Linked DNA regions of Homo sapiens: regions 2 and 3 are each linked to region 1. A link is a loop called in an ENCODE intact Hi-C map of the cell type or tissue named here. Cell type or tissue: PC-3. All regions are shown on one strand. Each heading gives the region's core, and the rest is flanking DNA. Links, peaks and the distances in the headings are about the cores only.

Evidence for each region. A loop is a pair of places that touch in the nucleus more often than their neighbours do. Peaks named below come from ENCODE experiments on the same cell type or tissue, not always from the same donor. Only the 100,000 strongest peaks of a DNase experiment are listed, where the experiment ranks them.
Region 2: it touches region 1 in a loop (7-fold over the local background); 72 of 110 quality-filtered maps call a loop at or near these places.
Region 3: a loop joins it to region 1, with 1.9 times the contacts of the local background. A loop is called at or near these places in 2 of 110 quality-filtered maps.

Annotation. Positions count from the first base shown.
Region 1 is chr10:63,212,605-63,223,126 of GRCh38, forward strand. JMJD1C (jumonji domain containing 1C) reads right to left here. Exons shown (of 26, transcript NM_032776.3): 4 at 7,274-7,379; 5 at 4,603-4,727; 6 at 2,949-3,092; 7 at 2,659-2,851; 8 at 869-2,547. It also overlaps the pseudogene TATDN1P1. Among named protein-coding and RNA genes, the nearest start is that of NRBF2, 85 kb to the left of the region's middle. In PC-3, for the core only: CTCF peaks have their summits at 4,670 (motif pointing right) and 4,873; a DNase peak (open chromatin) is centred at 4,677.
Region 2 is chr10:63,628,786-63,639,307 of GRCh38, forward strand. It overlaps the pseudogene MRPL35P2. Among named protein-coding and RNA genes, the nearest start is that of REEP3, 110 kb to the left of the region's middle. RefSeq lists enhancers at 231-440, 831-1,010, 1,021-1,070 and silencers at 1,541-1,870, 8,284-8,383. In PC-3, for the core only: a CTCF peak has its summit at 5,112 (motif pointing left); DNase peaks (open chromatin) are centred at 1,546, 1,656, 2,116, 5,106 and 1 weaker place; H3K4me3 peaks cover 1,736 bases; H3K27ac peaks cover 2,896 bases.
Region 3 is chr10:63,583,360-63,593,881 of GRCh38, forward strand. All of the region lies in intron 2 of REEP3 (receptor accessory protein 3), which reads left to right. LOC105378329 (a long non-coding RNA gene) reads right to left here. Exons shown (of 4, transcript XR_001747467.3): 4 at 8,423-8,509. Among named protein-coding and RNA genes, the nearest start is that of REEP3, 67 kb to the left of the region's middle. RefSeq lists a silencer at 5,450-5,744. In PC-3, for the core only: no CTCF peak of the experiment used is centred there; a DNase peak (open chromatin) is centred at 5,282; H3K4me3 peaks cover 331 bases; H3K27ac peaks cover 1,404 bases.

The DNA.
Region 1 (10,522 bases), core at 831-8,830:
CTCAAATACTGGGAATCTGTAACCTTGAGCACCCTTAAGGGAACAAGGGGGTTAAATAGTCAAACACTGTACTATACCATTAATATACAAACATACATCTGGAGAATATAACAATTTGTTTTTAAGAACAATTTGATAATATATATCAAAAGCCTTACAATTTTATAAAAATTTTAGAAATTTCACTTCTGGGAATTTGGCTGAGCAAAATAATTATGTATAATTTGTATTATATATATTATAATTATTGCATAATTATAATTATGTATAATTTTGTGTAATAATTTTTATACCAAAAATTAGCCGGGCGCGGTGGCTCACACCTGTAATCCCAGCACTTTGGGAGGCCGAGACAGACGGATCACAAGGTCAGGAGTTCAAGACCAGCCTGACCAACATGGTAAAACTCCGTCTCTACTAAAAATACAAAAATCTGCCAGGCATGGTGGCAGGCACCTGTAATCCCAGCTACTCAGGAGGCTGAGGCAGAAGAATTGCTTGAACCTGGGAGGCAGAGGTTGCAGTGACCCAAGATCATGTCACTGCATCTAGCCTAAGCAACAGAATGAGACTCCATCTCAAAAAAAAAAAAAAAGAAAAAGAAAATATACCAAAAATTTAAATCTATAATAAATAAATATTACAATCTAAAAAGTTTTACTTCTTTAAATTAATTCTTTTTATAAGTAGGCTTTTCTGACGTTTCAGCTCCCACTCTTGAGGTTACTAAGTGTATGGAAAAACAACCGAAAAATTCTAACATATTTTATAATAGGAAATGACCTAAAAAATAGATGGAATATTGAAAAAGCACCTGTACATGTTCATTAATATATACTGCTATGTGGCAAACTACAGTGTAACTTACCCTCCTTAATGAAGCTTCAGCATTAACTGCATTTTCTGGGTGAACCCACTTAGAAGAAGGCAAACCAAGTCCTGAGTATGCATGTGTTCCATTTGGATACTGCCAAATAATTGGATAAAGTCCAAGCTGATTATATGAAGCAGAAGGATGGGCTTGTCCAAGAAGATGAGGTGACTGGTGCTGTAACAACTGTTGTTGTTGCTGGTGTGCTAGCGCTAAGTGGCTCAAGCTGCTGGCATGAGCACTCTCTAGTCGTGGGTGGCCACCAAGTAAGGAGGCAGTAGGCACTCCAGGTAACACAGTGGGAAGTAAATGAGGGTGATGAACAGCATGGTGTGGACCACTAGTCAGAGGATGAGTGTTAATGGTAGGTAATGGAGTTTGACTAGATGATCCGGCTAGTAAATGGGGTGCAGGAGTTAAGGCAGGATGATGGGTACCTGGATTTAAACAGGTTCTATGAGATGAGGAGTGAAGAGGAAAAGGATGCTGGCTTAGGAAAGGTGAAATATGATTAGCTCCTGTTTCTGACCCAATAAGTGCAGGATCTCTGTAAACTGTAAAATGCTCATTTTTATCAATGATAAGAGGACTCTTTGTAGTTTCTAATGTACTGCTTCGAGTAGGAATTGGATGAAAACTGCATCTTGATAGCTCATGTTCTATCTTATTTGCCAATCTTCTTTCACCAGTAGCTTGGCTGTTCACATAAGTGGCCTTAGACTTTACAGAATCAGGAGAATGAGTTATTTTGGGTTTAACAACTTCAGGTGATGGGCTGGATTTTATCTTGTGAGTATCTACTGAAGTATTAAGTTTAGATTTTATAGTCTCTGGAGGTGGACTTCGCTTATGCAGCTTATCTTCCATGACAGAAACTGCACTTAAAGGAGAAATGTAAGAGACATACTTCTCTTTTTCCATGTTCAAGTGATCATTTCCTGAAGAAGCATTTGTAACACTTGATTGGGTTAGATCCACTTTAACTACATCACTGACCCAGCTCTGGTCAGAATCTTTTTTTGCTGTTTCCAAGAATTTTGCATTTGCAATAGAGTGTTTTGAATCACTAACATTAGGATCCATTTTCTGAAGTGTCTGAAGGCCAAAGGTACTTGAGTTTTCCTGAGCCACCTTTTCTAAATTAGTGTCATTTGTAATATCAATAACACATTTTGGTGTGGGTGGTCTGGATACAAACTTCTCCTTTGGTAGCAATTCCATGGTATGTGTTTTATCCATATTGCATTCCTGAGGAAGTAAATCATTAGAATTATGATCAGAAACTGTGGACTGTTCTGACGAATGAATAATCATATCTTCTTGAAGCTGAGTGTCAACAGACTTCCGCTTCTCTGCTTCTTCATGTTTTTTATCTTCCTGTATTTGATCCCAGGGAGGCTGGCTATTTTTTAGGGTCTCTTCTCCTGCCTTCTCATTATTATGGGGTTTTCCTTCTTCTCCATTTATTTTTGAAGTATTTTTATTTTTCAATTCATTCTCTGGCTTCTGTTCTGAGGAATTATCTATTATTCTCTTATTTGAATTTTCTGAGTCACTGCTCTCAGAAAAGTCTGAAACATTGTCAGTTCGAAGTCTTTTCATATTTAGTTTCTTTTCATCCTCCTCAGGTTTCCTTCTTTTATTCATCAAGTGTTTGTTTTTACCTTTAGGATTTTCTGTAGGATTAAAGAAAGAAGAGTCTTATTTTTCATACTAAATAAGCATATTTTAAAATGTATTTTTGTTTTATTTGTTTTCATTCCCTTAAAAAAAAAAGTGGGTCCTACCTCCTCGTGATATATAATCATATTTTTCCTCCTTCATCTTCTCTTCATCTGGTATACTGCTATCTGAGCCCTTCCTCTTATTTGGACGGATACTTCTTTGTTGCTGTTGCTGGTGTGTATTCTGTTTTGGTACAGCAGCTTGGGAGTTCATTGCTGGTCTGGGACTATTTGCTTGGGCACGTGTATAATGGCTCTAAAAATAACCAATTAACAGTAATTGTTTACTACCTGGTTTCTACTAGCCTAAGGAAAAATATTTTACAGAAATTCATCCCTAATAACATACATACGTGAACAGCGTTGACGTTTTGATTGGCACGAGACCTGCGTCGTGATGTAATGCCAATATTTTCACCTTTTAACAAAGAGTGAACAACATCATCTAGAAAGGTCATTTGAACCATAGAAGGATCGACATTCTGTGGTTCTAGTACCTAATCCATGATACAAAACAAAAACAAAAATTAAATAGAATGAGCTAATCAAATATTTGGTATAATTTCTTTACTCAGTAGAAATGTTTAGAAATCAGCTTGGGATCCCTAATTTATAAGATGCTGTTATAATAATTTGTTTTATTCACTTAAGACAAAATTACCTTTTTAACCTTCTGAAACTCACCATTTCAACTGCTAACCAAGAATTAAAAAGCAAATATATTTACTGCAAGTACATCTTGAAAAACAAGGGTATTAATCAAGAATACAGATGCCAACAATTCTTAAATTACTTTTTATTTTTAAATAGAAAGTAATTTTCAAAAAGCAGTTGTAAAATAAAACTCAGAGGTAGACTTTAGGGAGTAGAAAAAGACAAAAATTGTGCAAATGAATAATTTTAAAAATGTGGTTAAAACTATTTTAACAATTCAAGGCAGTTTTGTGCTTTTCTGAGAGGTAAAAGTTTGTCACTGTTTTAGGGAAAAAATCAAATGCAATGAAACAGTAACACTTACTTAGCATTTTAACTACATTTTAACCAAAGTATTTGAATTGTGTATAAAGGCGCTCTATCAGATAATCTCCACAATACAATCAGGCAGGAAGGTATAAATATCTATTTTTTCTACATAAACAACAGCTTTAAAAATGAGTATTTTTTGTATTAAGTTAAAAAAAAAATTTGAAATCTCAAGACTTTCAGACTGGTACTTAAAACTCCATAGGAGCCGGGCGCGGTGGCTCACGTCTGTAATCCCAGCACTTTGGGAGGCTGAGGTGGGCAGATCACGAGGTCAGGAAATCGAGACCATCCTGGCTAACATGGCGAAACCCCGTATCTACTAAAAATACAAAAAAATAGCCGGGCGTGGTGGCGGGCGCCTGTAGTCACAGCTACTCGGGAGGCTGAGGCAGGAGAATGGTGTGAACCCAGGTGGTGGAGCTTACAGTGAGCCGAGATCATGCCACTGCACTCCAGCCTGGGCGACAGAGCGAGACTCCAGCTCAAAAAACAAAAAACAAAAAACAAACAAAAACTCCATAGGAAACTTGTAATCCTTAAGATTCACCATAAAACTTAATTGAGCATACCAACACTGACATTTGATGTGAGAAGAAATGTACTGTGTGTTTAAGTTTTCACTGATGAAAAGAAATGATTTCGGAAATATTTTTATTACTGGAGGGACAGAAAAACTGAAACTCTGAGAAAGAAAATTTTAGCTCATCTAAGGATTTAAAAAAGACTAATCAATTAAAAGAGTTTAATGCCTCTATTTTAGGAACTGATTTTATCAGTGTTGAAATAAATTGAGCATTGCTGTCTCCCTATGACCTGAAATGACCTCTATGTAATATCAGATACATTTAAACTTACTAGAATTACACGACTAAAAACCCTAGAGATAAAAATTATTTAGTATCAAATTGTTGATGTATTTTGGGGGGCATGGATGATTTGAACTTTTAAAATCTCTATAAAAATATTAGTGGAACTATTTACCTGATCATTCATAACGATCATGGTGCGGGTGAAGAGATCATGATGAGTAATTATGCCAGTAAACCACTGGGTGGCAGAGTCTTGTCTATATACTCTCACTCTGTATCCATTTAAGGAATAAGGACCTTAAAAAAAACACAAGAAACAGAAACATCTTAAATGGAGACATCTTCATTTAATAACTGCCTTTTAGAAGAAACATGAGCTAGTGTATAATAGTAATATATCCAACTATCAGTTTTCAAAAAAATGTTTTAGAAGTAAATATCCTTTCAAATGAATCATTCTGAAGTTACTATATACACTGCACTAGACCCACATACTTCCTGATTCAATAGAAATAAAATACTTTAAGAGAGAAGGAAGGTTTCTAGGATCACGAGTTAATAAGAGAACAGTTCAAAATGCAAAGTTATAGTAGTGTAGAATGCAGTAAGGTTATGAAGCTACTTAGTAAGATTGCAGTAGATGACTACATGGTTGAAACAGAAAGATTAACTTGCAACTTGATGTTTGTTTGAGTCTTCTAGTTGCCAAAACTTTACCATAAACAACTATAAATTTTGATTTGCTATCACAGCCAGAAAAAGTTGCTAAAAGTCTTAAAAAAGAGATTGGCTAAGTGAATGTATACATATAGCACTAAAAATTTTTAACGAAATATGGTACACTTTTGTGCTAAACTCACTTTTTCAAAGGATATTCTTGTATAGATATCCATTAGAAAATAATAAAAAATATTAAACATATTTATCTGCAGATATTCAGATATGCCTAATAAAACAAGTCACTCTACAGAAGAGGATACTGAGATGAAAACGATCTTTAATTCACAGGTATTAAAATGGTATCAAATACTTTAACAAAGAACTGTAAGGGAAAAAACTGCTGTACCTTAATAATTTACAAAGTGCTTTCAAAATTTTCAAGTGCTTATTTAATTCTCTCTCCTAAGTATTGTTAGCCCTTTTACAAAAATCAAGAAAGTGAGAGGTTGACAGATTAGGTAAAATTTTAAGTCAAAGATCTGGGACTGAATTTATTTTTCTGATATTCCTTCTTCTACAGTTGTAACAGATTCAACAATCCTTTGCCAGCTTTAAATATATATATATAAATCAATGAACTGTAGAAAGTATTCCATATGACCTGTAAATTAAATACTTTCATCTAGAGAAAAGTGAAGATGTTGACTGGCTATAATTTAAGGGAGGTGATGCGTAAACACTGTTTAGTAGCCATATCCATTATATGAACTTCAGTCTTTTCTAACTATTGAAGAATAAGACTCCATATTATTTTTTCTAAATAATATAGGACATGCTTATAGAGTAACTCCAAATATGATCAGTTTTCAATTCCCATTAACAAACAGTTTACACTGGTTTGTTCCCACTACTTAACATAGCTTAGAGTCAGCCTCACACAATTCTGCATAGAATGAATAGGGACTATACTGCCCCTTAATCTTTTCTCCTCTAAGGATACAATGCAGAAACAAAATATTATTTTTTAAAAATTTGCCTGGTTTCTTCAACAAATAAATTGCAAGGAAAGGGAAAAAAAGAGCAACAATGGGGATGTACCAAATAATCACAATGTGTGGACCTTTTCTGAATCCCTTGATTTTTAAAAAATAAATCAAACCTGTTAAAATCTTCGACGTTTATAAGACAAATGAAAACTTGAAATACCTAGTATTTTAAATTTAAAAACAATTACTTTTTTCAGAATAATGTTCCAGCATTGTTTTGTTCAAAAAAATGGATAGAATAGGGTGATGTCTGAAATTTGATAGAAGGGGGTATGGATAGCACAGGATCAGCCAAGATTTGATAGTTGTTGGGGCTGGGAGAGAGGTGAATGAAAGTTCACTGAAATATTCTGTTTTTGTATGTGTTTGAAATTCTCCACAGAAAAGTTTAAAGAATATTTAGCCTAGGAAGAATTAAATATGTAGATGATCCACTACTGTACATACCCATATAAAGCAAACAGCTTTGGGATTCTCTCTTGACACTTAATGGCATGGAAGTTGACGGTTGAGATAGATATGGGAATTTAACAACAAAATTCCATTCACAAAGACATTCAACAACAGTTCATGCCATATTGTCTCACTTTCCATTCAATTTCCAAAAAGCTTGTATTTACAATACATGATTTTACTGACAGAAATGGAAATTGCTAAAAATCGTCAAACCCCACTGGTTTGAAGGTCACACGTTGTAACATACTAAACAAAGGAAACAAAAGACTAGTAATTTCTGAAAAAGGTGCACTGAAATAGGCCACTTTTACCAGATACGAAGAACATTCTTCAAAGGAAATCAATTGTGGCTGTGGGCAACCCTCTACTGCAAACAATGCTTCCTTCTCCAGGAAAGACACACCTAAAGAATTCCATAATATGCAGTTTTCTGTCAACAAAACACCTGTGTAGCTGTAATTTCATGACAGGCATTCAGTTCAAATAAAGTTAATACACTTGTGAAATTATCAACTTTCTATCAAAATTATTATCACTCTGCTATTATTTTCCTGGATGTATATAACTCAAAATATTGGACTGGGCCTTCTATTTATATTGCACACAATTGAATAACCAAAAACAAATATGATAAGTTGCCTAGATCCAAAAAAATTTAATGCATAACTTCAAAATAGTTACCTTGCATAAAAATCTCCTGAACCTTTTGTTCCTTTACCCAGACTTTCACTTCCTCATGAAGCTGCGGGTTGTCCCTGAGAACTGGGTTTAGGCTGTCTATGTCGTCCTAGAATTATAGATTAAAAGAAAGGTCCATGTTACGCTCTCCTACCATTAATGTTACCGACTTTCCCTCCTATACGTTCTAAGGACTGAATAAAATTCCTTTGATCTAAATGTATGCAAAAACACAAATTCATGAGTTATAGTTCATTGGCAATTGTGTAACAAAAGAGCATAAGAAATTAATCTGTGGTAAGATTTGACCTTTGACAACAATGTCCTAAAGTCAAAATTTGAAATTAATGTGTTTTCTAACTTTTAAAGTATAGCCTTATTCAAGTCATCTTTTTAAGGGATTCACTATTGGAAGCAATATACAAATGAAATAACATCAGGTCATTTAAAGGTGTTGGCAAAAGAACTGAGGTGAACATTTGAATGACAATAGATACATACACAGATGACTTACTGACCTTCCCATAATACTTAACCTCTAGACTTTGAAACTACTTTTATTCTGTCCTGATTTAAATGTCATCAAATTCAGTTCTACTCACAGTCATCTGACCAGTAATTTTGCTGCTAAAAATTTTATTTCTTGAAACTAGCGCCAAAGCATCCAGACAATTAAAATTACATTATTGATGGTATTACTCTCATAACAGGCTGGATCTAGACATAGAAACAACCAATTCTCTCTCATTGGAGATGTGAATCATACAGTCACGTGATTTCCCACAATTTGCTGGTCTCCCACTGGACTCTGATATTCTGTTCTCTCTCTCTCTCTCTCAAAGTACCTCTGCTGCTCCTGCATTTGAGATCAGCTGCAGGGACACTAGAGTAGCTGAGAAGAATAACAAACCAGCACTGTCAAATGGCAACTATTTTTAAAGTGGACAGGCAGGGCCGGGCGCGGTGGCTCACGCCTGTAATCCCAGCACTTTGGGAGGCTGAGGTGGGTGGATCACAAGGTCAGGAGATCGAGACCATCCTGGCTAACATGGTGAAACCCCATCTCTACTAAAAATACAAAAAAATATTAGCTGGGTGTGGTGGTGGGAGCCTGTAGTCCCAGCTACTGAGGATGCTGAGGCAGGAGAATGGTGTGAACCGGAAGGTGGCACTTGCAATGGGCCGAGATCACACCACTGCACTCCAGCCTGGGCGACAGTGAGACTCCGTCTTAAAAAAAAAAAAAAAGTGGACAGGCAGATCATGGAAACCCGTGAATAGAAAAGAGCTAAACTAAGTGAACTATATCTGATGAATAAAAAACAATTTGGCAACTTTGAAAAGCCAAAAGGTAGCTGAAGTGTAAAAAATAAAAAAGGACCCCTAATCAAGTAGGTCATACTTCACTCTTCTCCAAAGTCTATCCAGGTAAAGTGTTTCCTTCTCATACTGCTTTTTAAGGCACTACTCTGTATTTTTAGAATAGTATTGTGGTAAATATTCTATCTGATATGTACTTAAACATAGTGAAAGCCAACAGGCCAAAGTAAGGGCCTTTAAATTAATTATGTTCCTTGGAAAATACATAGAAGTACTGCTTTACAGCAGAAGAAAATACCAGAATGAAAAACTGTCATACAAATAAGTAGGCAAAATCTGTCATTTTGGGAGAAAGAAATGGGCATTAACATGTCTTTCTTTACTTTGCAAAGAAACTTTCTAGCAATCTCTTTTCTCTGCACCCCCTCAATAATACAGTACACACTTAGAAAGTCCTATCAGACTCTAACCCCCTTAATGCACACCAGCTGACAGTCTAGTCGATAACAAACAGAACATAGGAAACTTTTTGTTTTTGTTTTTTGAGACGGAGTTTTGCTCTTGTTGCCCAGGCTGGAGTGCAATGGCACGATCTCGGCTTACTGCAACCTCCACCTCCCAGGTTCAAGCAATTCTCCTGTCTCAGCCTCCTGAGTAGCTGGGGTTACAGGAGCATGCCATCATGCCTGGCTAATTTTTGTATTTTTAGTAGAGATGGGGTTTCATCATATTGGTTAGGCTGGTCTCAAACTCCTGACCTCAGGTGATCCACCTGCCTCAACCTCCCAAAGTGTTGGTATTACAGGCGTGAGCCACCACATCTGGCCCATAGAAAACTATTTTACAAGGAAAACCATTACTATTTTCAGATATCTCTGACAGCAAGTTCTTTTAAAATTTTTCTCACTTTAAAACTTCCTTACATAGCACTTCCGCCAGGGAGGTCCCCCATCTGCAGTCATGAGTCATTTCAAGTTTATCGATATTGTTATCAACTTGACTGACACCATGTTCAGAGGAATTTATAGGGGGGTTCAAAAGCATCAAGATGATTTACAGGATGTAACAGGGAGAGCTGTCGAGATTGGTGTTAAAAAGTTTATGATTACAGGTGGAAATCTACAAGACAGTAAAGATGCACTGCATTTGGCACAAACAAATCATATGTTTTTCAGTACAGCTGGATGTCATCCTACAAGATGTGGTAAATTTGAAAAGAATAACCCTGATCTTTACTTAAAGGAGTTGCTAAATCTTGATGAAAACAATAAAGGGAAAGTTGTGGCAGTAGGAGAATGTGGACTTGATTTTGACTGACTGCACTTTTGTCCCAAAGATACTCAACTCAAATACTGTGAAAAACAGTTTGAACTGTCAGAACAAACAAAATTACCAATGTTTCTTCATTGTCGAAACTCACATGCTGAATTTTTGGACATAATTAAAAGAAATAGAGATCGGTGTGTAGAGGGAGTGGTGCATTCATTTGATGGTACCAAAGAAGCAGCAGCTGCTTTGATTGACTTGGATCTTTATATAGGATTTAATGGTTGCTCACTGAAAACTGAAACTAATTTGGAAGTTTTGAAGTCAATTCCTAGTGAAAAATTAATGATTGAGACAGATGCACCTTGGTGTGGAGTCAAAAGTACACATGCTGGATCAAAATATATAAAAACTGCATTTCCTACCAAAAAGAAGTGGGAAAGTGGGCACTGCTTAAAAGACAGAAATGAACCCTGCCATATAATTCAAATATTGGAGATAATGTCAGCAGTGAGAGACGAGGATCCACTGGAATCAGCCAATACACTATATAACAATACTATTAAAGTATTTTTTCCTGGAATATAATTGGTATATGTCTTCCACTTTCCATCATGTATGTAAAATTTCATAGTAAAACTTACCGATAGTTTCAGTAAAGAAATT
Region 2 (10,522 bases), core at 1,404-9,403, 420 kb after region 1:
ATCCTGTTCCTATTTAGGGAATCCGCGGGGCAGCCAGTGTTGAGTGCAGTCTGCAGTTCGCCGGCTTTATTGTTCAGACTTGAAGAGAAGGTCACATGCCCTCTTTGACAGAGAGGTTTATGGGCTCTCTCTAATTAGCAGCACCCTCCACCAGACAGACTGTTGGCCACTTTCCAAGAACGGGACTTGGTAGCGGCCACTGATGAAGGAGAAAACAAGGTTATTTACCCTGCGACTGTAATTCTTGGCACAAATTCTCCCTTTACACTCAGACACGTTTTTTCTTTTGTTCCAACTTGCCTTTGGAATCCTGATTAGGGCGTTAAGAGAGGGAAATGCAGCTATATATTTAGTGGTGTAAGCAACCCATATGTTGGCCTTAGATACTTTTGACTATTCTAAGACCTCATACCAAAAGAGAGAAAGAAAAAGGAAAACGAAAAGGGCAGCGTAGTCGAGCGTTGCTTGCAAATGTAACTGCTTAAGCACATGCCCACACACAACTCCAGAAAAGGAAGTTTAATTTGCAACATCTATAAAATAACGACAGTTGTATGGTAGGACACAGAAATCCCAGCGGTAAAGTGTGATTGGGCTTAGCTATTATTGGAGTGTTAAAAGAGTACCGGGAATATATTTGGCTTGTCCTGTTCTGTCAGTTCTGTAGGCCGGTGGATTAAGCTGATAGAAATGCTTTTTGGTTGATTTAAACCAGATGCTCCGACTATTTTTGTCCCGTTTGCAGGCGCAGAAGCTCTGCATAAGGCAATACTGCCCCCCTCGGCCGACCGCCAACTGCAAGGCGTAGGAGACTGCTCTCCACTAGCCACCTCGGCCATAAAACCCTTTCAAGTCCCTATTATTATTCCAGGCACATTCCAAGGGGATTGAGTCACAGAGTTCACTTGGCTTTTCTCCTGCCCTGAACTGCCTGTACCAGGTGGAATACGACTCTCAACTTCAAATATGGAATCCAAAAGCAGTCAAAGAGCGCTTTAGAGCAAGCCCCAGATGCGAACTCTACTGCCACTTCTCCCCCTCCCCCAACTGGGGTTTGCTGGCTGCGCAGCTGTAGTCCCACGCCAGCACTAAGGTCGCCTGGTCGACAAATGAGGGTTTTCTTTGGGGCATCCTGTAGAGCTGTCCTATTTTCTCTACCACTTTGAGAAGCCCCAAGGGCTGCTTGGCGGCGAGGCACAGACTGGGCTGAAAACTTTTCCGTTGGGCAGTGCGTCCCGGAGACCCAGGAGGCCCAGGCCGGGAGCCCAGGGGGCTGGAGGTTCTGCTGGCTTTTAAGTCTGCTAGGAGGGAAAACTCCCAGCCCCTCCCACGCGTCCTCCCAGACTCGCCGGCCGCCTGCCCCGGGCGGGGAACGCGCACATCTGGCGGCCCAGGAGCCACATCTGATGCACTAACCCCCGCACCCAGATGTCCAAGAGGCCGGGGGAGTCAAAGAACGCCAGGGGCGGGGCGACCGCGGCTGCGGCTCCTCCCTCGGGCAGAGGGAGTCCAGATGCGAGGGACGCCCTCCAGAGCCGAGCTGGGCCGGCCGGGCAGCTAGGGTGCTGGGAGGTTGCGGTGCAGGGTGGGTGGGTGCAGTGAGGCTGGAGCCACGCTGGGGGGGCTGGGCTGGCGGGGGGAGGCTGGAGCCGCGCCGGGGAGAGGGAGGCGGCGGTTGGGTGCTGGAGGGCGCTGGTGCCGTGCCAGTGGGCGGTGGCGCCTTACGCCACCCGCCCCACCCCCGTCACCGTGCCCGCCCCACTGCGTGGGATTTTACAACCTAGGTCCCCGGGAGGTGGTGGTGGAGGGAGGGGCGGCGGGGACGTTTCCGGGGCGGGGGAGGGGCGCACTGCTCCAGAACTGGACCGAGGGCGGGGCTCCCCTCTGCTTCTCCCCTCTGTTCCAGCGCTGAGACGCAGGCCTTTCCTGGCGCGAAGCGACTCGCCCCGGAGCTCCCCTGCACCGTCCTGGGTGTCAGGACGCGTCAACCCAGATGACCCGACCCGGAGATCCTGGATCCTCTGCCCTCTTCCCCCTACCAAGTCCTTAACCGGAGAGGGAGGAGCTACCAATGTCCTCCAGACGTTCTCCAAAGCCCGAGCTGCCGGGAGAAGCTTGCTCAAGGCGGGTGCGCCCCTCAGACGTTTGTTTGCACGCAGGGGTTTTGACGTTTCGCTAAGCAACAGCGTTTGCCAGGGAATCAGGGCTGTTTCGAAGAGCTTGCGTCTATTTGATGCTCCCATCTTGAACAAATCGTTTCCATTCGATTTGTTTAACCAAGGCGAGGGCGGACTATGTTGTTACTTAAAAGTTATTCTTCATCCAAGCTGTCCTCAGATTTTCATCTAAGGGTGTCATAACACCCCAGGTCGTTGCGCAAATGTTTTGTGACAATTTAGAAAACCAGAGGGGGGAAATATCCTTAGAGAAAAAATCATAACCAACAAGAAAATTATGTTAAATGATGTTGGTCCTTTTTCATCGGATGGTCCCAGTTGACACATAGTCTTTTACAAAACCAGTGACTATTCACAGTCTTCAATTTATGGCACATCTCCCGGTGGGGGCGAAGTGCATGAATGGGTCCCACCTTATTCACCAGCTGAAACTCTGAACAAGCCTTGGGGTTTCCTCTCCCAAAGACTGCCAGGCTTCACTAAGAATCAAAACAAAACAGGATACTAAATGCCTGCGGTAAGTTTTCAAATATGAGCTCTTCCATTGCTTATTTCTGTGAATTGTGGCAAATTGCATAATGTCTTTTGCCCCTGGTGCTGCTTAGAGACAGGGTCTCACTGTGTTGCGCAGGCTAAAGTACAATGGCACGATCCTAGCTCGTTGCAGCCTCAAACCCCTGGGCTCAGACTATCCTCTGGCCTCAGCCTCCCAACCAGCAAGGGTTACAGTCGCATGCCACCACACCTGGTTAATTTTTTATTTTTGTTTTTTAGAGATAGGGGACTCACTATGTTGCCCAGGCTCGCCTGAAATTCCTAGCCTCAAGCATTCCTCCCAGCTCAGCCTCCCAAAGTGTTGAGATTACAGGCGTGAGCCACCATGCCTGGCAAGCTTCATCATTTCTAAAATGTAACTGTATATTTTAGAGTAGCATAGGAGTGGTGTAAGGGTTAAGGATTAATGATACTGCAAATCAAGTGCTTAACACAAAGTTTAATGCATAGGAAGAACATAATTGTTATTATCAATGTGAGTAGACTGTTTACCACCAAAATGAAAGGTGTGGGCAATGGTAACTGGGTAGCCTCCAGAGATCCTTTTTTAAAAGGAGTATGAGTTTTAATACATTCGTTGAATGAATAAAACCCACAACACTCTAGGCACATCTCCAGTCCTTGCCCTGGCAGGGCTTTCAGTCTAACTAGAGGAAATTGGATGAAATGATAATGATGCATACCTAGTCTTTCGTCATACTGTGAAAGCCTTTTAAAACATGGATTTGACTTCTGGGTTTCCCATTATAACCACTTCCCAAAGAAGATTGTTCGTTCTTTCAGAAAATTTCACTAGGGTGATGATAAGGTATTAACAGATGTATGTTGAAAACATCCTCTTCCTTTTTCTGTGTAGCCCCTTCTTCCTTTGGAATTTTAGAAGAATCTGATCAAGGCAACCTCTGTATTAAGTGAAAATTTGGGAACTCAAAAATATATTAGATGCACAGAAAGTGCAATTCTGAAAAGGTCAGGGCTATTGCGTATAGAGGGGAGCTGCTGAAACTATAGGAGTCTTTTAAATTTTTCAGGCTCAGCTTCCTTTGCTTTAAAGTTAAAGAAGGGTTGGACTAGTTCTTCCTTCCTGCACTCAAACTCTTTGGTTTCAAAGGTAGCTGTGTCCAGGTATTTTCTGTGTATTCCAGAGCCCTGACCAGGAGGGGAAGGACTTTGAGAGGCTTTGGGCTTGACAAAATATCATGACCAAGTGTGGTGGCTCACACCTGAAATCCCAGACTTTGGGAGGCTGAGGCAGGAGGATCGCTTGAGCCCAGGAGTTTGAGACTAGTGTGGGCAACATAGTGAGACCCTGTCTCTTAATAAAAAAAAAAAAAAGGAGAAAGAGAAAAAAAAACCATGGAGTGAAGAGAGGCTAAGGAACTCAGACCAGTACTGAATTATAAAGCAAGGTAAAGTGTCTATAACCAGGTATATATTAACGTATTTCTTTCTTTTTTTTTTTTTTGAGACAAGAGTCGCGCCCTGTCACCAGACTGGAGTGCAGTGGCATGATCTTGGCTCACTGCAACCTCTGCTTCCCAGGTTCAAGTGATTCTCCTGCCTTGGCCTCCTAAGTAGCTGGGACTACAAGGCGCATGCCACCATGCCCAGCTAGTTTTTTGTTTTTTGTTTTTTTGTTTTGTTTTGTTTTGTTTTTTTTAAGTAGAAATGGGGTTTCACTATGTTGGCCAGGATGGTCTCGATCTCTTGACCTCGTGATCCGCCTGCCTCAGCCTCACAAAGTGCTGGGATTACAGACATGAGCCACCACGCCCAGTCGTATTTCTTTCCTTTTTTTTTTTTTTTTTTTTTGAGATAAAGTCTCACTCTGTCACCCAGGCTGGAGAGCAATGGCATGATCTCGGCTCACTGCAACCTCCACCCCCCGAGTTCAAGCAATTTTCCTGCCTCAGCCTCCCGAGTAGCTGGGACTGCAGGCGTGTGCCACCACGCCCAGCTAAATTTTGTATTTTTAGTAGAGACGAGATTTCACCATGTTGGCCAGGCTTGTCTCGAATTCCTGACCTTGTGATCCGCCCGCCTCAGCCTCCTAAAGTGCTGGGATTACAGGTGTGAGCCACGGTGCCCGGCCAACATATTTCAATATATATAGTGGATATATTAATATATACATTGGTATATATATTTTAAAAATAAGAGGTACCTATGTATTTATTTCTGGCTTATCTATAGTATAGATTCTGTATACACACAGATCACCCTGTGAGTCTTCCTAATACCTACAAAACAGGTAGAATTTTCTTCTTTTGTCTATGATCGTGGTCTGAAGGATGACTTTTCAGCAGCAGAAGGGACTGGAATGGAAGGTGTCCATAATTTTGGCTGGAAGAGAGAAGTGTGCCCTCTTGTGGGTCTCCTGTCATGTTCTCAGAAAGTTCCTCAGGATAGAGCTGTGGCCTTTGTGGTCAGGGCTCTAGTCCCATTTTACCTTCAGATGCCTCCTATGCAATTTTTTTCTCATCATCTTCCCTGAGAAATATTTCCCAAATAATAACACAGCTCCCTCATCTCCCTAAATTACCTCCCTCACACTCCACATCCAGTGGATCAGCCCTTCCTCTTAGGTCTAATTTTTTTTAAAACTTTTATAAGTTTAATATTGTCACTGTATGTTTACATATTCATTGGTACAATTTACATCATCTTCTCCATTTTTGCAAAGATAGCATGTACACAAAGATACATATTCAATAACTGAGAAACAAGTGAAACTTCTGATCTATACTTTCAGGTTTGTTCAATCATGATACTTCTGATAAGGATCATGGACATACCAGTTTTACCTCTCCCAGAATGACGTCGCCATTTTATCTTAAGAGTTTACTCTGGGTTTTATTGCAGAATACAAATTCCCTCAATCGCTTTTTTCTTGCAGGTTCCTTTTTCCATAATTTTTTTCTTTTAACCAGCCTTTCACCTCACCCAAAGGCCACAATGAAGTCGAAGAAACCTGTAGATGACAGCTTTCACAGTCTTTCTCTTGTCTTTTCATGTACTGAAGTATGTTAGAGATCTGACTGGCAGCTTCAGGACACTCGGAAGCAAGGGGGACACTCTATTAAGGATCGCTGAAGTATGCCCACATGTCAGGTTTCTCTCAGATGTGGTTAAGTCTGGAAGTGGAGGAAACAACTGGTGTCTAAATATGACTGAAACGTCCAGTGGACAATGCAGAAATAAGAGAGGCATTCTTGACACAGTTTCTGTATGCTGAAGATGCCAAAATATTCAAGAGCCATCGGATTCCTGAAGCTGCTCTCACTGCACCAGCAAAGGCAAAAGCAGCCATCCCTCTCAGCTCTAATTTATGGATATGGATGTATCCCAAACCCCATCCCTTCTTACTACCTCCTGCACTAGCAACTAGTCCAAACCACCATCATTTCTTGCCCAACCTGCTGCAATCACCTCTTAAGTATTTTCCCTGCTTCCACTCCTTCACCGTATATTTCATTCTCCACACAGCAGCCAAAGCGGTTTTTTTAAAAAATACAAATGAAATGTGCTCACTCTACTATTCAAAATCCTTTAGTAGTTTCTTTTCACACTTGGATAAAATCCACACTCCCTCACCACAACCTATATGACTGGACTCTTGCCTAATCTTCTCACCTCATCCTCTATCACTTTCTTCCCTGTTCATTCCTCTCCAGGAACTGGCCTTCTCACTGTTCCTCAGAAATATGAAGCGGACTACTGCTTTAGGGTCTTGCATTTGCTGTTTCCTCTGTTTTCAACCCCCAGACCGTCACATGGCTTTCTCTCTTACCTCACTCAGGTCTCTGCTCAAATGTTGCCTCAGAGAGGACTTCCCTCATCACCACCCCTAATATAAATGAAGCACCGTAGCCGTAGCCGTTCCCTAACCAATTGCCCTACTTTATTCACCTTCACATCTCTTATCAAATATCCTGTTTACCTGTTTACTTGATTATTGTTTGCTTTACCTCTAGAATGCATGTTCTATGAGTGTAGGGACTTGGTCAATCTTGTTCAACAAGGAACTTCCAGTCCAAAACTGTACCTGTCATAGAAAAGGCACCCAATAAATATGCAAATCAAACTACGGTCACTCAGTGACAGAGAAAGAATGAGAACAATTTAAATAGTGTGAGGAAGTGTGTTTACTATTTTGCTCAGTAAATGTATGCACTAGAACAAGTATGAGATGGGAGATGTGAATCTACTTTATCTCTTAGTTCCCCTGTGCTATTCACAGTATGATCAATGTGCCATGCTGGGTGTTTAAAGATGCTGACAGTTTGAACAGCATGGCCCTTACATGCAGAGAAGTTCCGTAATGAGTTTGAGTCCTGGATTCACCACGTTAGTGTCTGACCTTGGGGAAGTTACTTACGCTTTCAATGCCTCAGTTTCTTCATCCATGAAATGAGGCTAATAATAGTACTACCTCTATAGGATTGTTATAAGGATTAAATTAATAATATAAATATCTTAGAACAGTGCCTAGAACATAGTAAGCCATGTCTGAGTATTTTTAAAGCAAACCTATTTGGCTGTACTTGGTTCTCCCCTTTCTTGGGGACTTTATAACTTGAGTACTTATAAGATACTACTCTGCCCAGCACTTTGGGAGGCCGAGGTGGGTGGATCACGAGGTCAGGAGATTCAGACCATCCTGGCTAAAATGATGAAACCCCGTCTCTACTAAAACTACAAAAAAATTAGCCAGGTGTGGTGGCGGGCGCCTGTAGTCCCAGCTACTCGGGAGGCTGAGGCAGGAGAATGGCGTGAACCCAGGAGGCGGAGCTTGCAGTGAGCCAAGATCGCGCCACTGCACTCCAGCCTGGGCGATAGAGCGTGACTCCATCTAAAAAAAAAAAAGATGCTACTCTGAAGTGACTGGCATTGGAATTTTCATCATGCTTTTAGACCAGTAATTTTAGTTTTAGCACCAAGTACAATAATTATTTTATAACCATTGCTAGTCTAGCATTTTTGCTTAGCCATAAATTCCATTTAAGCCAAAATATCCCTAACTTTGCAAAAAACTGTACCTTCAGGGGACACCACCCAATTATAGTTGAAAAAAAGATGTTTCTTCCTTTTTAATTCTGTAGGCTTTTCTTGGCTGGCATTTCCATAACATAATATTGTTATTTGGTAGTTGAGTGTCAGTCAGCTCTACAGAAAAATAAATACCAGTGATCTTGCTAAACCTGTGTACCAAATCATTCCTGAACTAGGGGAGTGGGCCAGATAACCTTTGGAAGGCTTTTTAGCTCTGTTTTTCTGTGGTTTTCGTAAAATGAAAATAGCTCAGAAATTAGAGGTTCTAGATTTAGCACTATGTGAACTGGGCCGGGATGCTTTGTGAATCATGGACAATTGAAATAGTTTAAACTCAGCTTATTTGGAACAGATTAGGTCCATATTCGGGTTGAACAAGAATGAAACCTGTTTGAACTGTGGACAGGCTGTCAGCACCCTTCTAGGCTCAGCTTTTCACTTCTCTTTCTAGGGCCTTGACTCGTTCATATATAACTGTATGAATGCCTCTTTAGAAAGGACTGCAAACACCTCCAACTAGTGTTTGTGAAACCTCCTTGAGGTATTCTACATATGATTCAATAATAAACACCTTCTGCAGTCTTTACCTTAGTTATGGTCCCATAAGTCATGCATTTATTCATCCAGTAAATATTCCCTGAGGGCTTAATATGTGCTAGGAATTGTGCTAGTACTAGCCACTTAGTTGTCCAAGTTAGAAACTAGGAGTTGGGCCAGGCACAGTAGCTCACGCCTGTAATCCCAGCACTTTGGGAGGCCGAGGTGGGAGGATCACCTGAGGTCAGGAGTTCGAGACCAGCCTGGCCAACATGGTGAAACCCCGTCTCTAGTAAAATTACAAAAATTAGCTGGGTGTGGTGGTACATACCTGTAATCCTAGCTACTCGGGAGGCTGAGGCAGGAGAATCGCTTAAACCTGGGAGGCAGAGGCTGCAGTGAGCCAAGATCGTGCCACTGTACTCCAGCCTGGGCAACAGAGTGACTCCGTCTCAAAAAAAAGAAAAGAAAAAAGAAAAGAAAGAAAAAGAAACCTAGGCGTCGTCTTAAATATACCCCCCTCATTCACTCCCCACATTAGGTCAGCCACCAAACTGGTGCCAATACTACCTTCCAAATATCTCTTGAAGTTTTGTTCTCCTCTTCACTCGCTCCTGGTGCCACTATGTTGGTAAAAGTGGTGTAAGCCCAGCTACTGTAGAAAGCAGGGCACAAAGCAGTCTGCTAAGGAGGGGGAAGAGGAGGGGAAGATGGGACACAGTGAGATGCACTGTTATACTGTTTACTGTTGTGCAGTCATACAACAGGTCACTCAGCAGGCATGGGACGTCCCTGGAAGGGTTAACAAGGAAGAACTCCATCTTGGACTATTCCACATGAGAAAAAAGAGTGAGTGTGTCTTCCTGTCTCTCTCCTGGATCCATTTGCCATTGGTGAAGGTTTACCCCATGGAGAGATAAACACCCCTGAATTGGATTGTGTCATCTGGCCGCTTGGCGGCTCTCAGGAAGGCAGATCCCAAGCTCAAGGTGTGGTACTTGTTCCAACTTCAAAAGTAAAGCAACAGGCACTCTGGAGATCTCAGAAAGTACACAAGGTTTGTTTCTCAATATAAACGAAGACCTCAGAGTTTTTTCCTTCAGATTCTTGCAAACGCCTACTAAGAGGACTTTGTACCTCTCACTTACTCCCTTCTAATCCATTCTTTACACTGCACCTACGGTGATCTTTGCCAGACTCAAATCTTTCACTAGCTCTCCTTAAACTCCAGGATACACTCTAAGATCTCTCCTTGCCTGCTTTCCAGTCCTCTTATTAAAGAGAAGTTTTACCAATTGAATCAGATGGTCATTCCTCTCAAGTTCTTTGTTAGCATTTATTGGTTTCTTTTTATTTTTATTTTTGATACAGAGTCTTGCTGTGTCACCCAGGCTGGAGTGCAGTGGCACAATTTCAGCTCACTGCAACTTCTGCCTCCCGGGTTCAAGTGATTATTGTGCCTCAGCCTCCCAAGTAGCTGGTATTACAGGCACACACCACCACACCCGGCTAATTTTTGTATTTTTAGTGGAGATGGGGTTTCGCCATGTTGGCCAGGCTGGTCTTGAACTCCTGACCTCAGGTGATCCTCCCACCTCAACCTCCCATAGTGCTGGGATTATAGGCGTGAGCCACTGCACCCAGCCTATTGGTTTATTATTCAAAAGTAATATACTTACTATAGGAAATTTGGAAAATACAGAAAATATGAAAAAGGAAATAAAAATCACTTTCCTTGAGGAAAAAACTTCTATTAACATTTTGGAATATATCCTGGCCATATTTTTTCTATGAACATATGTACATGTTTTTGAAATCTCAGAGGCATATCTTAAATAAAAATTGTACTTTAACAGTTACTACACTGAAGTTAATACTCAACCAAAAGTGTGTCAAGACCACCCAAATGGTTCAATTTGATAAATGCACTTTACAATAATTTTTTTATTTTTTAATTTTATTTCTTTTCTACTTAAGCATGAAAAAAGGTATGTTTACATTTCAGAAATATAACACATTAAGAAGCCCTCTATAAACATAACCCTTTCCCAATATATTTTACTGCTTTGTTTTAAATACAATTACCTAATAATAAATAAACTTAGATAACAATCTAAAAATCGTAATTGCAACTGTTAACATTTGCTTTGTTATATTGGAAGAGAAAATTTAAAGTTATAATAAACTGTTTGCTACATCAT
Region 3 (10,522 bases), core at 1,301-9,300, 370 kb after region 1:
AGTTCTTGACATTTAAATACTTACTGTATGTTTAAAGTATGCTGTCAAACCTACTATAAAGCAACAGTAGTATATAGGGGCTGTTATGTTCCCTAAAGAATGGAATTTTTCATTTACTAAGTCAGCCATAGCCTTGCCAGACACCTAGAGAATGAAGCATCTCTTTTGGTGGCTCGGTTAATGTCCTTTGTGGAAGGAGCCAGATGGAGTCGACTGTGTGAAGTTAGATAAGGCCTAGGTGCCTAAGAAGTGGGACCAAGACCAAGAGAAAGAAGGAAGTAGGATGACAGTTTGGTATGGGAACTAAGATAACCAGTAGGATGGCTGTGTAGTCCAGTCTATATTTGAATAGTCTTTTTTCCCATGCTAAAATCCCGAGAAATTCTGTGTGGTCCTGTTAAAAGGGAACTGTGTCTCTTACAAATGCTTATTATCCCAAATAAATCAATAGAACTTTAAATAATATAAAAAGTGAAGTATGAATTCTCAGCCAGTGTTGATGGAGAGAGTTATTTTGGGACTGAGAAGTCATTCCTTCCTAAATTCTGCTCCTGGGAACAGTTCCCTTAAGCAGTTCCTGATTTTTGCATCTTTAACACTTCTTTTAAATTAATTATCATCTAATTTTTTAACATATCTGTACTTTCCCATCTCTCAAGTTTCTTAGACTCTACTGAGGTCAGGGTTGAGATATATAAGGCTTCTCTGATTCAAGGGCACTGGGGAAGACCAGTGCAATGTTGCGACAGAGGTATCCATTTCTATATACAGTCGGCCCCATTTTAACTCACTGTAACACCAGATACATTTATATAATGTGAGGCTTTCTCCTTCAGAGCAACAGGATATTCTGTGAGGTATTTGGCAGTGATAATTAGAAACTGCAGGTAAACAATGTTGCTGCCAGTTCCGCATCTGAAAGTAGAACTCCCAAGTCATTGGTGTACTGGGGAGGTGCTGACAGTTAAAACCTGCTTAGATGGGCATGGGGGGAGAAGTACCCCAAAGTTGAGGGAGCTCACATCAATCCTAAGCTAACATATTCACCCCCAACACATGCCCCATCTTTTTAAAAAAAAAAAAAAAAAAAACTATTTTCAGCCACAGTCTCTAGTCACTTTGGATTTAACTTCAAATAGCTTTTTTTCAACCATGCCTCTAACTTGGCACAGCTCTGAGAAAAAATCCCGTAACCAAGCCATCTGGGTTGGATAAAACAGGGAGCTTTTCTATTTGATTTCTCACATTTTGTTCCTCTTTGTTTTTAATGATGGAGTGGGGGGGGAATCATTATGAAGTAACCAAATTATTGGATAAGTTAGTGAATCGGGAATAGATCTTTTCAACTCTATACTGTCTCTAAAAAAATCTGTATCAGAGGATCTCTCTGTTGTCTCTGAAATGTGGTGTAGAATGAATGTTTTGGGTGAATTGACTTGAGTGGGTAACAAGTAATGGTCAGAAAATAAAGTTCTCATTGGGTGGTCTGAAATTCAGCAGTGTTTATTTCTTTTTAGACTCAGCAGAGATTTTTTTTTTCCAGTGAAGCATATTTTAACATGTTATGCTCTGGATTTACTTAGTATGGTTTTAAGTGAATCATTAGGCATGTGTGATTTTTCATTTTTTCTTAAAGACCAGCATTAATAGCTTCATAATTCAAAGAGTCTGTAATTAAGAGAGTTTGAAGAGTTGTTTAAACTCTGTTAACTTTGAAAAAATAGGCTATTTTATATGTGATAAACTGCTGCTTGCAGTTCAGAGTTACTTGTTGGGATTGTGTATCAATTCAGACCTTAAAATGTAAGAGTGGAAGCCATCCTCTGTGCTTGCTTTCCAGGCACAGGGTGCTAGGTACTGAGAATATGAAGATGAACAAGGCACTTTTGATCCCTATTTGTTGTTACAGTCAAATGGCAGGGGTGGTTGTTACATAAACCAACCATATGGATATGTTACAAAGGAAAAGTACGGTACACAGAGATTATATATGATCTCTGGAAGGAGTCAGGGTAATTAGGAAAGGCTTTCTTTTGGAAGTAAAGAAATTTTATTTATACAAGGCAGTGAATAATATGTAATGTAATAAAATACTAGTAGTTATATATTAAATCAGACATTGTGCTGGTAATCACCTATTCTTATCCTTCTATGTTATACTAATCCCCCCATGAAAGCTTTGTGGGTGTAGGAAAACCTTGACATCAAGGTTTATGACTATCTCATGTCAAAGGTTTTGTTTGTAGTAGGCCCTAAGTAATGTTTATCAAATTAATATATCACATTTTTTCTTTTTATTATACAAGTGTAAATTATTACAATTATAACATTTAACTTTATCATTGCTATCATAATGTCTCACTGGTCATAGCATAACAAGTTATATAAAGGTATCATTTAAGAAAAATACTTTGAAGTTAATATGCCATTACTGCTATTATCTATGGCTCTTATAAATCTACAGCAGTGTACCTCCAACCATACCATATTTCCTTGTATACTTGGGGCCTGGGTATTGTTCTCAATTTCTGTGATGGAAATCCTGAGGATCATTTTACAATTGCAGCTTACTTTTTGTTTGCTTTATTTGTTTATCCTGGGATCTAAATCAATTTCATAAAAGTTTTCTCTAAGAATGTAAATCATAGAATCTTGTTTTATTGAAAATGTTAAGAGATCATGAAATGAAGCTAACTCTTCATTTGGCATTAGGGTAGGTAAATGCATACCTATTAAATGAAGCATGGTTTTCTTGATAGTAAATTTAGCCTAGGAGTATGTTCATTTTACAGTATTCACTCCAGCTTTAAATATCCTCTAATTCCTTTGAGAGAGTGAAGCTAAGAACTCTATCACATGACCGTCTGGATTTCTGAAATGCTAAGTCTTTATAAAAGCCTTATGGATTTGAGTAATAATAAAGCAAGTGCTGGCTTGTTAAGTAGGCTAATCTGATCCATGCACTATATAAATCAGAATGTAATTTTAAATACTATGACTTTATATCGCAGATGACTCCATATTCTTCAAAAGAACTTGCCTAATTATAAGAGCATATTTCCTTGGAAAATCAATTTCTTTTGATTTTTAAATGACTTTAAGATTCCATTTGAGGATTATTTTACTTATATATTTTTATTTTAAATGAAAATATTCATCACATTTCTTTAGTCACAAAAAATATAGTAGGTAAAGTGCTCCAGTAGTGAAAATGATTGCCATTTCATTGTGACCACTTTCAAGAGAAGTTTATTACCAAATAATTAGAAAAAAAATGGAAATTATAATCTCACTTGTTAAGTTAACCCAGTTCATTCGTTCTTTTTTTAAAAAATTAATTTTTTATGGTAGGGGTAGAGATGGGGTCTTGCTGTGTTGCCCAGGCTGGTCTGGAACTCCTGTGCTCAAGCAATCCTCCCACCTAAACCTCCCAAAGTGCTGGGATTAAAAGCATGAGCCACGACACCCGGCTTATTAATTCTTTTAATAAGTATTTTTGAGCTTCTGTTTTGTGCCAGGTACTGTACAAGGCATTAGATACACTCTTGGCAAAGAAAACAAAGTAAGCAAAATAAAACATCAAACATCTTTGTTTATAGAGTTTTCCTACTGACGTTTATGCATGTTTTTTTTTTTTTTGCATTTTATTCACTGGCCTCCCACTCAGAATATATTTACTTGAAATATTGTGCCTATTTCTAACAAGTTCATTTATCTGATTTCTTGGCCTATTGAAAGTAGAAGAGGATTGCTGCTGAAACCATGTAGACTGAATGCAGATGATAGCTAACAAATTCACACAGACTTCACACTTGCCAAGGGATCACAATAATAATTTAAAATGGTATTCCTCTAGCTCTGCCTCTGTCTGCTGCATGAGAACATCAATCCTTCCTACCCTTCATTTCTTTCCAAAATACTTCCCTGAGGATATCTCAACCACAGTTGCTTAAAATGTGGTCCCCTTCTCCATTTCTCAATCATTGTAGCACTGTCACGACCAGTCCGGGCATTAGCCCTGCCACAGATGGCAGCTAATAGTACTATGACCAGTGCCTAACTAATTCTGGAACCACTGCTGCTGTGGCCTTGCTCTCTCATTATTACAGAGATTAGTGTAACCTCTTATACTGCGGTAGGCTAAGCCGCTATGATCATAGTATGTAACAATAATGCAATGACTGAAGAACTATAGAAATCTATTTCTTTTTCACATAAAAGTCCTGGTTAGGTGCTCATTTCATCAAGAAGTTCTCCCCACACAACTATTAATATTTGAAAACTCAGATTCTACCCATCTTCAACACATAGCTTCCAAGGGTGCTCTGCTCCCTGCCATCCCAGCCAGTAGGAAGGAAGAGCAAGTGGAAGAGACACCCCCACTTCTCAAAAGCCTCACCTCATATTCTTTTGGTGAGAACTCAACAGATTCCTCATCTACCTGCAAAGAGGGGCTGAGGAACCCAGGCCCTGGCTCAGCCATTTTCTAGCCACACTCTGTCATTCTACCTTTTATGGACAGCAGTACATCATATCCATACTTCTCTTGTTTCATTGTCCTAGACTTTTCATACTTGTTTCATTGTCCTAGACCTTTCATTATAGCCCTTGCACCAGCACCCAGAACTGGTGAAGGCACCATTGGTCATAGTCTGTTCCAGGTCTTCCCTAGACAGCTCCCTTTCCCATCCTTAAAAACATCTTTTCTAAACATTTACTGCTGTTGTGAAATCCACTCACCTTCCCACTCATGTCCAGCCTTAACAGCTAATATGCCGCCTACTGCAGAGTAAAGGTAGAGGGCCTAACCCATGAACCCTTCAACTCTCTTCTGGACACAGCCACTCTTTTCTTCCTTTCTATCTGTCCCAGAGGAAGAGGTATCCCTGCTTCTTTCTTGAGCCCACTCTTTTCCCTCTGTGTTCCTAATCTTATTCTTGTCTATCTCATCCAGGATCTTGTTCCATTAAATATTCCTGCTTTCTCATAATTTGAATCTCATTATCTCTCCAGTATAACGTTAAATCCTTGAGAACATAAACATGCTTTCGTGTTGCTTCATGCTATTTTTTATTCCTTCTCCTTAAAAAAAAAAGATATCTTAAAAGATTAATTTATATGTACTCATCATGTTTTTACCTCCTATCTACTTTCTAGCCTTTTGCAGTTCTTACCAAAAGGAACACATTAAGCTATGTGCATTCCCACATTCATTCACCAATCCATCAACATACATTTATTTACACCTTTTATGCCAGGCACAGATGATTCATCAGTGATCAAAATAAAAGTCTTTGTCATCATGGGGTTTACATTCTACTAGGGAAAAAGCAGAGGAAGAGGGGAAAGCAAATATTTGTTAGATGTGCTTATGATATGTGATACATGCTAAAGAGAAAAATAAAGCAGAATAAGGAAGTTAGGATTTTGATATTTTAAAGAGGGTAGTCAGGAAACGCCTCTCTGATAGGAGATATTCGAACACAGACCTGAAGCAAGTGAGCAAGCTCTTCACATGGATAACTGGGGGAAATGCATTTTAGACAAGGAAACAGCATGCAAAAGGCCTCGAGGCAGGAGCATATCAGCACATACCAGGGCCAGTAAAAGAGCAGGTGTGGCTGAAGCAGAACAGAACAGGAGGTGCAGTAGCAGGTGAGGGCAGAGAGATTGCTGGAGCCACGTAGATACACAGGGCTTTCCAGGCTATAGTAAGCAATGATTGGGAACCATGGGAGGGGTTTGAGCAGAGGAATGGCATGATTTGGCTTCTGTTTTAAGTAGGCACCCTGACTGTTGTATGCAGAATAGAGTCAAAAAAATGGAGTGACCAGTTAGGATGCCACTGAAATAATCCAGACAGGAGGTGATGGTCATTTGAGCTGACGAGGTAATGAAAAATGATTTCTATTCTGGGTGTTTCAAAGGGCTAACAGGTTTAGTAGTGCTGGAACCTTCTATTTTCCCCTCCAGTGGAGCTTTTCCTCCACTCTCCATACTTCTCTGCCCGGCTGCTTATGGCCCAGGAGACTGGTCTATACAGGCTGGATCATCTCTGGCCTCCTTTGGGTTTGGCCCATGAGAGGCCCCTGCACAAGATCAGAAGACAGGAAAAGCATGAGGTCACAATATTTGTTCTCCTAGCCCCCTCACTGCCACCACCAGTTAGCTGTGACCGTGGCTCTCACCTGCTTACCATCTTTGGGTTCCAGGAAGCCTTTTCCTCCCCTACCTCCTTCTCACCTAGATATAATACCAGTTCCTGCAGTGGCTTGCTCAGGGGCACGCCACTATACTTTATTGGTGTTCTTGAACCTTGCACACAGATTTATAAATAATCCCTTTAGTAAGCTTTCCTCCAAATATTGGGATTTTGACCCATACTGGGAGCTAGGACGTCTAATGTACTAAGAACAGCAGAACATCTTTTTTTTTTTTTTTTTTTTTTTTTTGGAAACGGAGTCTTGCTCTGTTGCCCATGTTGGAGTATAGTGTCATGATCTCACCTCACTGCAGCTTCCACCTCCTGGGTTCAAGCGATTCTCCTGCCTCAGCCTCCCAAGTAGCTGGGATTACAGACACGCACTACCATGCCCGGCTAATTTTTGTATTTTTAGTAGAGAGGGGGTTTCACCATGTTGGCCAGGCTGGTCTGGAACTCCTGACCTCAAGTGATCCGCCCACCTCAGCCTCCCAAAGTGCCAAGATTACAGGCGTGAGCCACCGCACCTGGCCCAGAACATCTTTTTAAATTAGGGACGGGATCTCATTATATTGCCCAGGCTGGCCTCGAATTCCTGGGCCAAAGCAGTTCTCCACCTCAGCTTCCCATGTAGCTTGAACTACAGGTGCACTCACGCATTTTAAAAATCATGGTTATTTACTTGTTTTTCTGCCCAGTGAAATGTTGAATCCTTGAGAATGGAACTATCATGTTTATGTTTCTATTCCCATGCCATGAGGCAGGTAGGATTTGCTTACAGTTGAATCAGTGAGTGTTATTTTTAATGTTGCCACCTGAGTCCTCAAGAATTGACTAAATTATGTTTTACATGAAAGATTAATGAAAAGGAGGGTATATGTGCATGTGTCCCCATCTTAGTGCTTATAGGTGTAAACTTCACCTTGTTGGATAATTAAGTTCTCTGGGATCAAGGAAATTTTTTTTTTTTCCTTGACTTGTGTATAGTTATCGACTAGGCTACATAGAAGGGAGGTGCAGAATATTCAGGCAATTCCTATGTTATGTGAGCCTCCTATAATACAAGCCCCCTTTCTGAAAATGAACTGTCATCTGGGTTGAAATTGTGCACCACTGGGAATGGGGGACTTGTAGATTGACAAGGGCCAAAGGGACTTTTAAGGAAATATTGGGTATAGCTTTCTCATTATTCATTGTTCTTGTGAAGATATCTAAACAACAGTTTGTTGATTTTACCAATTGTTTCCGAACTGGAAAGAAATACGATTTGTTCTCACTTCCCCGATAATATATTTCTATCAATAAAGTTAGTAACCTTTTTTCCCAGTAGCTTAAAAGGTGATTTGTGATTTATTAAAGTCACTTGATAAATTACTGACTTCTATTTACATATTTTAACAGCAATTCTTTATATTATATTTGGTTACATATGTTTATAAGATAGTGTATTGGTTTCCTTTCAATTTTTTGGTATTAATACTACATTCTGTTATCAATGTTTTTTGTTGATCTAAAGAATATTTCCTTTATCTTCACATACATTTAGGTTTTGTGTTTTTGTTTTTGTTTTTTTTTTTTTTGACCTTGACTTCTTTCTGCTATTTCTTTTGAGCAAAACCTTAAACAGCAGGCTGAATGGCCTTGAGGTGTAGTTTTAATAAAAGCATCACTGAGTAATCATTTGGTATAAACTCCCAACCAAATACATTAATGGAAAAAAAGAAAGCAATATATTTTCAAGGTTAACTTTCTTTATGGTTGCTTCCATGAATAATACATGGTCATTGAATTTATTTAATTTTTGCCTGTATTCAACTATATTTAAGGTTCATATTTCTGATGAGAACAAAAAAAATCATAGGTTCAAGAGACCAAATTGTCAAAGAATTTATTAATTAAAGACAAATTAAAGCCATGGGGTTTGCATATGTAGAACTGTAGTCAATTCACCAGGAAAATGCCTAGAAATACCCTATTGATTAGATAGTTTGCTGTTGGGTATTTAACTAAAAGTTGAAGCCTTTTCTCTCTCTTTTATTTTTGACACTATTAAATATTCTCACAACCTAAACAGATAATTTTTACTTTCTTAGGAAAAAACATATATTTTAAAGCACATATTTATTTTGTGAGTTTTAAAATTAATTTGATGACTTCATCTGAAAATTGAATAAGCACTTAACTGAAGCACAGCTACTTTTGAAATCTTCAGAATGTGCAGCAGCTCTAATTCATTCCACAATTCGTCATTCAGGGAATGTCAGCAAATGGCTACCGTCTGTACAGTCCTTTTGCCTCTACTCAACCCTATTAACAAGTAAATTAAAACAATTTGTGGAGCATTACTTATAGTTGTTATCCCCTTGGAAGATCACAACCATCAACACAGTTGTAAAATAATGAAAACGTGAAATAATGAAAAATAGAAAGTAGTTACTTAAATGCTTTTATTTTTCTGTGAATTTATTAAATTTTCTGTGAAGTGAGCCATATTTCACTTAAGCCTCCACTTTCCTGGGAAAGGAGGTGATAATATGTACACTGAGGTCTCTGTGCTGAGTACTGGAGAGGGAGAGAGCCAGGAAATCCTAGAGAACTGGAGAGACTGGTCTGATGGCAGCCGCTTGTTTAAAAAGCTGCATCCTTTGGGCTTCAAGGTGGACTGTTCCTCCTTCAGCCATTTCCTAGTGCAGTGATCTTGAGCAACTTATTGATTTTGGCCCTTTGTAAAATGAGAGGAGTTCACCATATTACTTATTTTCAAACCCTTCTCATAGAACACAAGGGTTTCTTAGAGTCTCCCCAAGAGTCTAGGGCAGTATAAATGAGAGACTCAGCCAGAACAGTTTCTCTTGTAATGTATTTACAGGGTTTTTTGTTTTTTGTTTTCGGTAAAGGGTTGTTTAGTTTAAAAAAGCATGATGATTCCCCAAATCCCTGCTAGCTTAACAAAAAAGCACACGGTTCAGTTTGTAGTCATTTTTTCCTTCGTTTCTTTTTAGGAGGGAGGCCTATAGTCAGGATTGACTCTAAAAGATAACCTTATGGGCCGGGCGCGGTGGCTCATGCCTGTAATCCCAGCACTTTGGGAGGCTGAGGCAGGCAGATTGTCTGAGGTCAGGAGTTCGAGACCAGTCTGGCCAACATGGTGAAACCCCGTCTCTACTAAAAATACAAAAAAATTAGCCAGGCATGGTGGCGTGCGCCTGTAATCCCAGCTACTCAGGAGGCTGAGGCAGGAGAATTGCTTGAACTAGAAAGGTGGAAGTTGCAGTAAGCCGAGATTGCACCACTGCACTCCACCCTGGGCGACAGAGCAAGACTCTGTCTCAAAAAACAAAAACAAAAACAAAAACCTTATGAATACAGCTGAGAAGTGAAAGTACTAAATTAGTGTTTGGATTTGGAAGGACTGAGGGAATGAACTCATACAAGAGCATCATTTCCTCTTTTAGAAACAGGTAGGGAGGGGCCGGGCGCGGTGGCTCACGCCTGTAATCCCAGCACTTCGGGAGGCCGAGGCGGGTATTCATATTTCACATTACAATTGCTTCAGAAGTTATTCATGGCTATTTTCTATTGGGTTGTTCATGTAAATAGACAATTGAAAAAGCTATTTGAGTTATCATTTTATATTGCCTGCGAAATACCCAAACAAGCATCTGTATTAAAACTAATAGGTCAATTTCCCAGTTATATATAAGGACCTAAATTTTTTTGTCACTCATGAGGTGAGAACAAGGAAAGTGGTAGTCATCCTTGGACCCTACATTGGGCAGTTTCTCACATCTTCTCTCTCTGCCTGGTATAATGGGTTAAGCAATTCCAGAGTCAGGCAACCTGGACAGAAATCCTACCCAAATGACTTCTCTTTTACCTCTCTGTGCCACTGTTTTCTTATCGATGATGGAATTAATTATATTTCCTACTTTGTAAAGGTTGTTACAGGGATTAAATGAATTAATTTATGTTATATGTTTATCAACGTAATTCCTCGCCCCCTGGTTGGCATGGCATTGTGTATTTGCTGTTATTACTACACAGAAAAGCAGAGATTTTAATCGTACGTGAAACTCCAGTGCACTTGAGAGACAAGAAACTCTGTGTACTGAGGTCGATGAAAAAATATAAATTTGGGAGAATTAACTCAGAAAACATTAATCTGGCATGCTTCTATGAGAAGGATAGGTCCCAAGAGAAGGCAGAGTGCCAGGGACCATTCAGCATGCCCTGACTCAGAAGAGATTAAAACGTCCTGAACTACCATTGTGGAATTAGAGTGGAAGAAGGAGAAAGATGTGTGAGAGATTACAGGCTTAC